Regions from separate parts of the Homo sapiens genome. Here region 2 is linked to region 1. The links are chromatin loops, found by intact Hi-C in ENCODE. Cell type or tissue: GM12878. All regions are shown on one strand.

Region 1 (5,000 bases):
ACATGTTGTCTGAGGGGACAGGTACTTAGATTATTCAGATAAGGAAGACCTACTAGCTCTCTAAATAAATTGCTACTTCTCCTCACATATATTGTTGATATGTGCATTAAAGCTGAAGCTGCTATTTCTCTTGGCTATGTCCCCTGTTTACTGGGGAAGTTCAAAGCTTTTTACAATGTAATGTTTTTTCCACTTCTCCAGAGGCTGATTTTGTTTGCAATGAGTTGGAGCGATCACAGATATAGACTCTTTTGTTTCTTTCTTTATGTACTACATGTTAGAAAAAAGATTATTTCCACTTCATTGCCAGAAGTTCATATGGAATCATTACTGCTTTCTTTTATTACAGAAATTTTCCCTAAAGACTGAGAGAATACAATTCCCTAAAATAACCCTTATGCTACTGTCATGTTAACCTTTGTGGTTAACGTAAGAACATGACATAAAATGATATTTAAGTAAGATAGTAATGAATCAGTCTCTAAATTTGAAACATGTTGCATTATGTTATTTTACTTTTTCCATTATATATATATATATATATATATATATATATATATATATATAGATGTAAGCTTCTAACTTGAGGTGTTCTACCTCTTGTCTTCTGAGATTAGCCTAATGGAAATGTAGCTGTGTGCTCTTCTTTAGAAGGGCATCTGTTTTGTGACTCAGGAAGTGACACCTTGGAAAGACTCCAGGCTTAAAGTGGGAGGAGATGAGGAGGTTCACGCTTCCTTTGTGTTAGACTAACAGGAAGTTCCTGCAATTTCTCTACAGGAAGTGTCCTTGGGCAAAATTTGGTGAATGAGGAAGAATGGTTGAAGGCAGTTAAACTGGGTACTTGTTAAAAATGCGGATTCCAGGCCCCACAGCAGGATTCTCTGGAGTCCCCACTGGAGGGTCCATATTTTGGCCAAGCCCCTCAACTGGTTCTGAAGAACATTAGACTGAGAATTACAGCTAAGCCTTCCCTAACATGAGGGACCAAAGAGGACATCCGTCTCACTGTCTCTATTTGCTCATCCTCTTTGTTCTCTAAGTCCTGATATTCAGAATAAATCTTGGCTTTTTATCATGATAATCTCTTTATTTCTAGTGATAGAGAGCCCTTTCCTTTCTGGACACTAGGATTAAAAATTGTCAGAAGTGACACAGCATTTTCCAGCCTACTCAGTTGTCAGTGACTTTTTCCTTAGGACTAAAGATAAGACAATGTATGTGACTCATGGCAGTGCCAATGATAGTAACCAAGGTAAAGCTTTAGGTCTTAGGTTAATCTTAAGTGTCCTTGCTGTCTATAGCCTGCGCCCTAGTGGGATATTAAAGGGATGAGGCCTGGGTCACAGCACATATTCATGGCATTTACAATTTCATCTGTTGGCAGTGAGATCATTAAGGGTCATTGGTGAGGTTATTACCTGGCTCTGCTACCTTATGGCACTAGACATTTCAATTAATCTCTCTGAGGTTGCCATCTATAAAACTGGAGAAAGTAACACCTATCTCTAGACTTGCGAGGTTTTGCAAATGCGTGTAAACACTCACACTGTGCCTAGCACAGAAAATGTGCTCACAGAAATGTGCCTGTCACTATTTCTTTGGTTATTTTAATGGAGGGGCAGTTATTGAAGACTTAAGTGAGGTTACCACTAAGTGTGAATTGGAACAATTCAATTTAAACCCCTCTGGAAAAGTCTGATTTTCCTATATGCAATTCTATTTTCCCTGAAAACAGTTTATTAGCATCCAGGAGGGAGACCCTTGATGGCCTTGGGATGAATTTGACAGTTGGAATGTTTGGTCAGGAACAAAATTAGGATGGATGGATTATGTTGGAATTCAGTGAGGGCTGGGGTGAGAGTCACTCATGAGAACCAAGGTCTCTGCCAGTGTACCATCTGACACCTTGCCTGTAGGCAGTGTGGTCTCATGTGAATCCTTGCTGTCAAGCTCAAGTGAATATGCTTCACCTAACCACGGGAAGTGAGATTTTGGTGCTGTGAAAAGCCAAATGACTGTTGCTTTAACCATTGCTTAAATAAATCTTTGTTTACTACATCCACAAGAAGTTGGTTATGATAAGCCAAAGCTCAACAGACTGTATTTACATATATTTTGGAGTAGCTATTTACAGGCAAAGACTTTGAACTTCAGGGATGGTATATAAGGTGTGTGTTCAGTTTAGTTTTTCCTTTTACTTTTTTTCAGTAAAGTGACTAACAGATTTGAGGACAAGATCCCAGACTAGTGACTCCAGAAATGGTAGCATTTTTCTGTCATATGAAATGAATGCTTTCTTTTTGGTTTCAGCTCAGCAGTTTCGATTGATGTGGCATATTGTTTTGTGTTCTACATCATGCATGTTTCTGAACACTTCTAAATGAGTTAACATTCTTAACTGTAAACTTAGAGGAAGTCATTGGATAGTGTCAAGGGATTGCAGAGAAGTTCAGAGAAGAGAAGCATCGTAGGCTGTAGTGAATTAAACAGTAGCAGCTGCAGGGCTTAATGGAAAGCAACTGATCTTAGGCATCCAACCTATGTTTGTGTTCTGGCCCTGCCTGTATCTCTAGCACTTACGCACCTTGGGTGTTAGGGAAATTAGGTAATTTATCAGTTTTCTTATCCATAAAATGCGACTAATATCTATCACTTAGAGTTGTTTTCAGGATAATTTACATATTTATCACCAACCATAATGCCTGTCATACAGTAGGTACTCAATAAATTATGGCTATTTGTATTAGTAATAAGACTATTTAATTTTTTTAACAGTAGATACTATGTAGACTAGCCAGATTGGAAAAAGTTTGAGAGTGGAAAGTCTGTTTGAGTGTCACACTGTGAAATCTCCAGTGAGGGCTGCAGGCGGACTTGAAAGTGAGGAGACTGGTAGGTGTGTAAGTGTCTGTGGGCTAATGTGTTCTTTCTCCCCACCCTGTCCTGCAGGATGTGGACAAGTGGTCCTTTGACGTCTTTTCCCTCAATGAGGCCAGTGGGGATCATGCACTGAAATTTATTTTCTATGAACTACTCACACGTTATGATCTGATCAGCCGTTTCAAGGTCAGTACCTCTTTAAAAAGAAAAAATAAATAAACTACATGCATATGTTTATCCTCATATGACTTTTGGGTTCAGACTATTTTAATATGCGGAATGAAAACTGCTCCAGGCGACTGAGGAAGCATCCTTCGGATAGCCACTGCTGTGAATTCCTCTGTGGAGGGTGATTTTGATTGCGCCCTTGCTGGTGGGTCTCAGCGGCATGGGAGAGACAGGAGAGACCCATTTAGATTCTGGTCTTCCTGGAAGTACAACCCAAAGCCTGTAATAACCAAGCTCCCTTTCAGGCTCTGCCCAAAGGTCTCATTTCCACATGACTTTGTGTCCTATTGACCAACGCTGTCAGAGGGGCAGTAGTGGAGACAGAGTGAACATCTGCTGTCTCTGTAAACTTTTTTTTTTCCCACCACTTGGCTCATTCAGACAAATACTATCACTTATCATCTGTGACAGGTCATTGGTATTTTCCAGCCATTCATGCTTCAAATTGATTCTTCAACTTTACATAAAGAACTTGAATCATTTCCAGTGTTCAACTCCCTACAGCCTTCTAATACTGTAGACTCTCGAGGTGGGGTCAGATCCTCAGGGAGTTGATGTAGTCATCTGCCAACATCTATGGTATCAAGCTCCTCTGACTTCCCTCATCAAAGGGATGAGCCTCTGGAAAACACAAGTCTTTTTCTGTACCACATATTGATTTCTCCGGAGATGTGGTTCTTTATTTTCTCCTAGGGACTGTGTATTTGGAGAGGTATCTGTTTTTTAATTGGTACAAATATTGTATATATTTATAGGGTACATGTGATATTTTGTTACACGCATAGACTATGTAATGATCAAGTCAGGGTTTTTGGGGTGTCCATTACCCGCATTATTTATCATTTCTATGTGTTGGGAACATTTCAAGTCCTCTCTTCTAGCTATTTTGAAATGCACAATACATTCTTGTTAACTGTAGTCACCCTATTCTGCTACTGAACATTAGACTTTAATCCTTCTATCTAACTGTATGTTCGTACCCATTAACCAATCCCTCTTTATCACCAACCCCCTATACCCCCACACACATCCCAGCCTCCAGTATCTATCATTCTACTCTCTGACTGCATAAGATCAAATTTTAGCTCTCACATGTGAGTGAGAACATGTGCTGTTTGTCTTTCCATGCTTGGATTATTTCACTTAATGTAATAACTTCCAATTCTATCCATGTTGCTGCAAATGACATGATTTCATCTTTTTTATGGCCGAATAGTATTCCATTATGGTTGTATACCAAGTTTTCCTTATCCATTCATCCACTGGTGGACACTTAGCTTGATTCTATATCTTAGCTATTGTGAATAGTACTGCAATAAAAATGAGGGTGCAGATATCTCTTTGATACACTGATTTCTTTCTTTCTTTCTTTCTTTTTTAATAAATACCCAGTAGTGAGATTGCTGGATTGCATGGTAGTTCTACTTTTAGAATTTTTTTTTTGAGAAATCCGCACACTGTTTTCCATAGTGACTGTACCAATTTACATTCCCACCAACGTTGTAGAAGTGTTCCCTTTTCTCTACATCCTCACCAGTGCATCTTTTTTTTTTTTTTAACCATAACAGCCATTCTTACTGGGGTAAGATGATATCTCATTTTGCTTTTGATTTTCATTTCCCTGATGATTAGTGATAATGAGCATTTTTTTCATGTACCCATTGTCCATTATATGTCTTCATTTGAGAAATGTCTATATCTTTGCCCACTTTTTAATGGGATTATTTGTTATTTTTACCAAGTTGTTTGAGTTTCCTGTACATTTTGGGTATTAGTCCCTTGTCAGATGAATATTTTGCAGATATTTCTCCTGTTTAACAGGTTGTCTCTTTACTCTGTTGATTGTTTCCTGTGCAGAAGATTTTTAGTTTAATATAGTCCCATTTGTC
Region 2 (5,000 bases), 59 kb after region 1:
CCAATCTTTTCATAAATACTTAACCTACGCATTTCTGCGGTGGTTTTGACTAAGCACAGAGCCAAGCCCTTTTATAATCAACTGGATTAGAAATAATGCTAGCATCTTTTCATTAAAAGGAAAGACACAGACCAGGTACCTGGCCAAACTAAAGGCTACCTCTCATCTTGTGGACAGTTTGAAGACCATGTTTTTTTCATAAGGCTCAATTATCCCCTTCCTTGTTTTAAATTAACAAACAGTGTCCTCAGTGTGTTTGTCTTCAATTGCTCTAGTGTTGGATATTTTCCCTTTTTGTTTTGTAATCAATTGTTTGTGTTTAAACTCTAGGTCTTAAGCAAGCCCACATGAAGCTGCAGTTTTTACTGTGGCTATGGGAAAGTTTTATGATGTCTCTCAGCCTTGATTTCCACATTTGTCAAATTGAGTCACAGTAATAGTAGCTGCTGTAAGGTTGTTTTGAGGATGAAAATAAATAATCCCCAAAAAACACTCAGCATAATACTTGGCAGAGCGAACACGTTCAATAGAAGCTATTAATAACGGTGATATTAATAATACAATTATAATATTGGTTTATTAATTATTATCCTTATTATTTTCTCCCTGACCTCTCCTCTAACTGTTTTCAGAATGACATCATTATGAACCTATTTTATTCGTTTCCTAAGTATACATGCCAATCTGATGAATTAAGCAAAAATGTACCCAAACACTCAGTAAACACCTTAGATACTCTTTGTGTACTAAAACAGGCCATTCTCCTAACGGCATGACCTCTTTTTCTCTTTTCTGTGGCTTTCCCAACTTGCCATGGATGCAGAGGAGAAGGCCAAGAAGGAAGCAGAGGAAAAGGCTCGCCTGGCCGCAGAGGAGCAGCAAAAGGAAATGGAAGCCAAAAGCCAGGCTGAAGAAGGCGCATCTGGCAAAGCTGAGAAAAAGACGTCTGGAGAAACTAAGAATCAAGTCAATGGAACACGGGCAAACAAAAGTGACAACCCTCGTGGGAAAAACTCCAAAGCCGAGAAGTCATCAGGAGAACAGCAACAGAATGGTGAGTAGACTTACACTGGTGAAGGGCTCTTTTCGCGGCATTAATGACATAATGAATGGAAACTGGTGAACAACCCTACTGATGGGGTCAGCTCACAGGGCAAGGCTTCCCTGCTCATCCAGTTCCTTCTGATCCCACCTCATTGGGCTGCAGGATTCCAGCAGAAGCAGCTACCAGCTCACCTGTGCCATCCTCTTCAGGGAGATTGATACCTTTCTGGCCATTTCCAGCTGCCCTGGAGACTCTAGCCAGTGCCTGCCTGCCTGCCAGCTGGGGGAAAATTACCATGATCAACCCCAGCACATTCCTGAGTGTAAAGTGGGTAAATGGAAAGTCATTTTCCCATATATACCATCGCTCTATGAGGGCCAGACCTCAGGTTTGCCTGAGCCTTTTCCTGTAATAGATATCTGTATATCTGTGTGTGTACAAGTGTGTACTTTAGGGGGACCAGCTGTTTCAGTTTACCTGGGACTGGGAGACACAGAGCTTTCTGTTTTAAAAACAGAAGAGCTCCAGGCAAACTGGGGTAAGCTGGTCACCATAGTGTGCATATAGTTATTGATTTCTTATATTTAATGCAACAAATATCGATTAACAACTACGTGCCAAGCACCATGCTTAGCACTAGGGATTTAGAAATGGAAAGGCCACAAGAAGCCCAAAATATCAAAGGTGATAGAGACATCCTCCAAATATTTCTAGTGAAATGTGCAAGTGAAAGTAGTGACATGGCAGATAAAATGCCCGAGGAACATGTGCAGAGAAAAACACATTAGCTTTTTGGGGACTGGGGATTATAAAATGGGGTAAATGTCAGAGTAGGCTTCAAGAGGGGGTTTTGAATGCTGAAGCTGGCTGGTCAGATGGGCTAAAGATACTTCTGAGTGGAGAGAACAAGATGAGCAAGTACACAGGGCTTTGATTTGGTTTCCTTGTTTAGGGGCAGGCAGGAAGTTCTGAGTCTCCAGAGCTTGCAATTGACAGGTTGTGGCTGAATAGCAAGGTAATTTAGCAGTCAACAGACCTAGATTCAAGTCAAGCTGTGCTTCTCCCTTTTCAGTGTCCTTGGCCAGGCTACTTAACCTTCTACTGTTTCTACACAATGTATATAGTAATACCTATTCACAGCACAGGCCTCATGGAACCTTCAGTAATACTCATGATAGTAAAAACAGTGAAGAGAATAACAACAAATAGCATGTATTGACTGCACACTAGATGCTGTTTTAAGTTCTCTTTGTACATATTCATTCTCTTGCCTGCCTGGTGCGACCAGGTAATCTACTCAGAACCGTGTTCTAGCTATTATGCCACAGGGCCGTGGTCAATGATTTCTACATGTAGAAAGTGCTTAGCACGATGTTCTCCAATTATTTTTATAATTAACCATTTATAACATGTAATCAGAGAACAATATTTTAACACATGTAATAATAATGATAGCTTATATCATATTCCAGGAACCTTGCAAAAATTACTTCAGTTAATCCTGGTGACCACCCTAGGAGGCACAGAAGGCCATTGTCCCGACTCGTCCTGCCCCCTTCTGGAGATTGCTCTTAATTCATTTGCTTTGTATTCAAGTGCATTATAGTCTGGAAAAAAAAGTTATAAAGAATTTAATAAGAATTTTTCATGTACCCAAACTACCATTTGATCCAGCAATCCCACTCCTGGGTATCTACCCAGAGGAAAAGAAGTCATATGAAAAAGATACTTGCACATACATGTTTATAGCAGCACAATTCACTATTGCAAAAATATGCAACCAGCCCAAATGCCCATCAATCCATGAATGGATAAAGAAATTGTGATATATGTGTGTGTGTGTGTGTGTGTACATATATATGCACGCGTGCGTGTGTGTACATATATATGTATACACACACACACACACACACGATGGAATACTATTCAGCCATAAAAAGGAATGAAATAATGGCATTTGCAGCAACCTGGATGGAATTGGAGACCATTATTCTAAGTGAATTAACTCAGGAATGGAAAACCAAACATTGTATATTCTCACACATAAGTGGGAACTAAGCTATGAGGATGCAAAAATATAAGAATGATACAGTGGACTTTGGGGACTCAGGGGAAAGGGTGGGAGGGGTGTGAGGGATAAAAGACTACAAATTGGGTTCAGCGTATACCGCTCAGGTGATGGCTATACCAAAATCTCACAAATCACCACTAAATAACTTACTTATATAACCAAACACCATCTTTTCCCCAAAAACCTATGGAAATAAAAATTAAAAAAAATAAAAACATATGTTCATACAAAAATTTTTTAAAACAAAAATTTATTATGTACCTGTTACTGTTTTAGAGGGCAGTACAGGCCCCTCCTTGCTACCCCTTCTGAGGACTGAACCAACTGAGAGATAGGTAACAAAATCAGAAAGTCAATGATCAAGACATCAGCTCCACTAAAACTGGAACTTGGGAAACACAGAGTTGGTCTGCTGAATACATGGGCTTCTTTACATTTTGCTCTGAAATGAATTTACACAACCAGACACTGTATAGCCAGGCACAGGACTTTTCCCCCACCCCAGCACCCTGGCAGGCTGCTTCTAGAGTGACAGAAAAGGTGTGTGTCTTACAGAAAACATATCTCAAAGCAGTCTGGGATGTGGGTGGCTGGGCCGGGCTGTGCATGCTCAACCCTACCTCCCAGATAAATAATCACTCCTCTCAAAAGAGGAACATGTAAGGGGTGGTGAGAAAGGCAAGGTGTGTTTCTTCCCTCTGCTTTTTCTTTTAACAGAGTGGGTTAGAAATGTCTTGCCCTTAGTAAAAGCAATAACAATAATACCACCATTTTATTGAATGCTTAACATGTATCAGACATTGTACTTGAGATTCTATCTACATTAAATCATGTAAAAGTTCTAACAATTCTATGAGGTAGAAAAACTCATTCCCATGTTGTGGGTGGGAATACTGAGTCTCAGAGAAGTGAAATCACTTGTGTAAAGTCAAGCAACCATTAAGTAGAGATCTCAGGTTAAACTCTGATCTGTGTGAGTCTCAATGCTCTGTTAGGTAAACAGCTTGTCCCTGTGGTTTGGTGCCTTCAGGGAGAGGGGCCATCAGAGAAATATGGAAACTTAACTGCTGTTTATAAGAGGCTTACAATATACTTATTCCAGGGATTGGCATGCTTTTTCTATAAGGGACAAGATAGTAAATATTTTAGGCTTTGCAGAACATAAGGTCTCTATTGCAACTACTCAACATTGCCATTTTAAAGCAGCCACAGATAATATACAAACAAATGAGTTATCCTGTTTTCCAATAAAACTTTATTTATAGAAATTAAAATTTGAATTCTACATAATATCATATGTCATAAAATATTTGTCTTCTTTTAACCATTTAAAAATGTAAAAGCCATTCTTAGTTTGTGGGTCATGAAAAACCAGGCAGTAGGGCCAGGTTTGACCCATGGGCCATAGTTTGCCAACCCCAGGTCTAGTCAGTGGGAGAAACCAATAAATGCAAATAAGCTAGTCACAAAGAAGGATATGAATTCTACCATAGGGAAACAAAGACCCAGAGAGGGCAGATGTGGAAATAATAATTCATTTTGAAGTTGGTTAAGGGGAAAGCCTGAAAGAAACAAAACAGGAACCTGAGTCTTCAACAAGGCTGGCTTGATTTCACAACTGTGCTTATTTCCTGAAATAAGCAACAGTCTACCATTTCCCTTAAAAAGTAAGCAGTAAATGAGAGGTGGGAAAAGAAAGCAGTTTAGAGCAATAATAAGAAAGCCTAATGGTGGTTCGGGACTATATTACAGCAGCCTAATTAAAATGATTTATAACTGCACAGAAAGTCTCTTTCACTTCCCCTTGTTTATTGAGTAACAGCTCACGTCAGCCATTACTCCAGATACAACCCATGGGAAATTACTTAATGGATTTTGCTCAGG

Evidence for each region. A loop is a pair of places that touch in the nucleus more often than their neighbours do. Peaks named below come from ENCODE experiments on the same cell type or tissue, not always from the same donor. Only the 100,000 strongest peaks of a DNase experiment are listed, where the experiment ranks them.
Region 2: it touches region 1 in a loop (2.1-fold over the local background); 3 of 110 quality-filtered maps call a loop at or near these places.

What each region holds. Positions count from the first base shown.
Region 1 is chr7:31,871,361-31,876,360 of GRCh38, reverse strand. It overlaps PDE1C (phosphodiesterase 1C), which reads left to right. Exons shown (of 18, transcript NM_001191057.4): 6 at 2,953-3,069. Among named protein-coding and RNA genes, the nearest start is that of PPP1R17, 190 kb to the right of the region's middle. In GM12878, no CTCF peak of the experiment used is centred here; DNase peaks (open chromatin) are centred at 1,980 and 2,320.
Region 2 is chr7:31,811,978-31,816,977 of GRCh38, reverse strand. It overlaps PDE1C (phosphodiesterase 1C), which reads left to right. Exons shown (of 18, transcript NM_001191057.4): 15 at 824-1,054. Among named protein-coding and RNA genes, the nearest start is that of PPP1R17, 130 kb to the right of the region's middle. In GM12878, a CTCF peak has its summit at 2,598 (motif pointing left); a DNase peak (open chromatin) is centred at 4,807.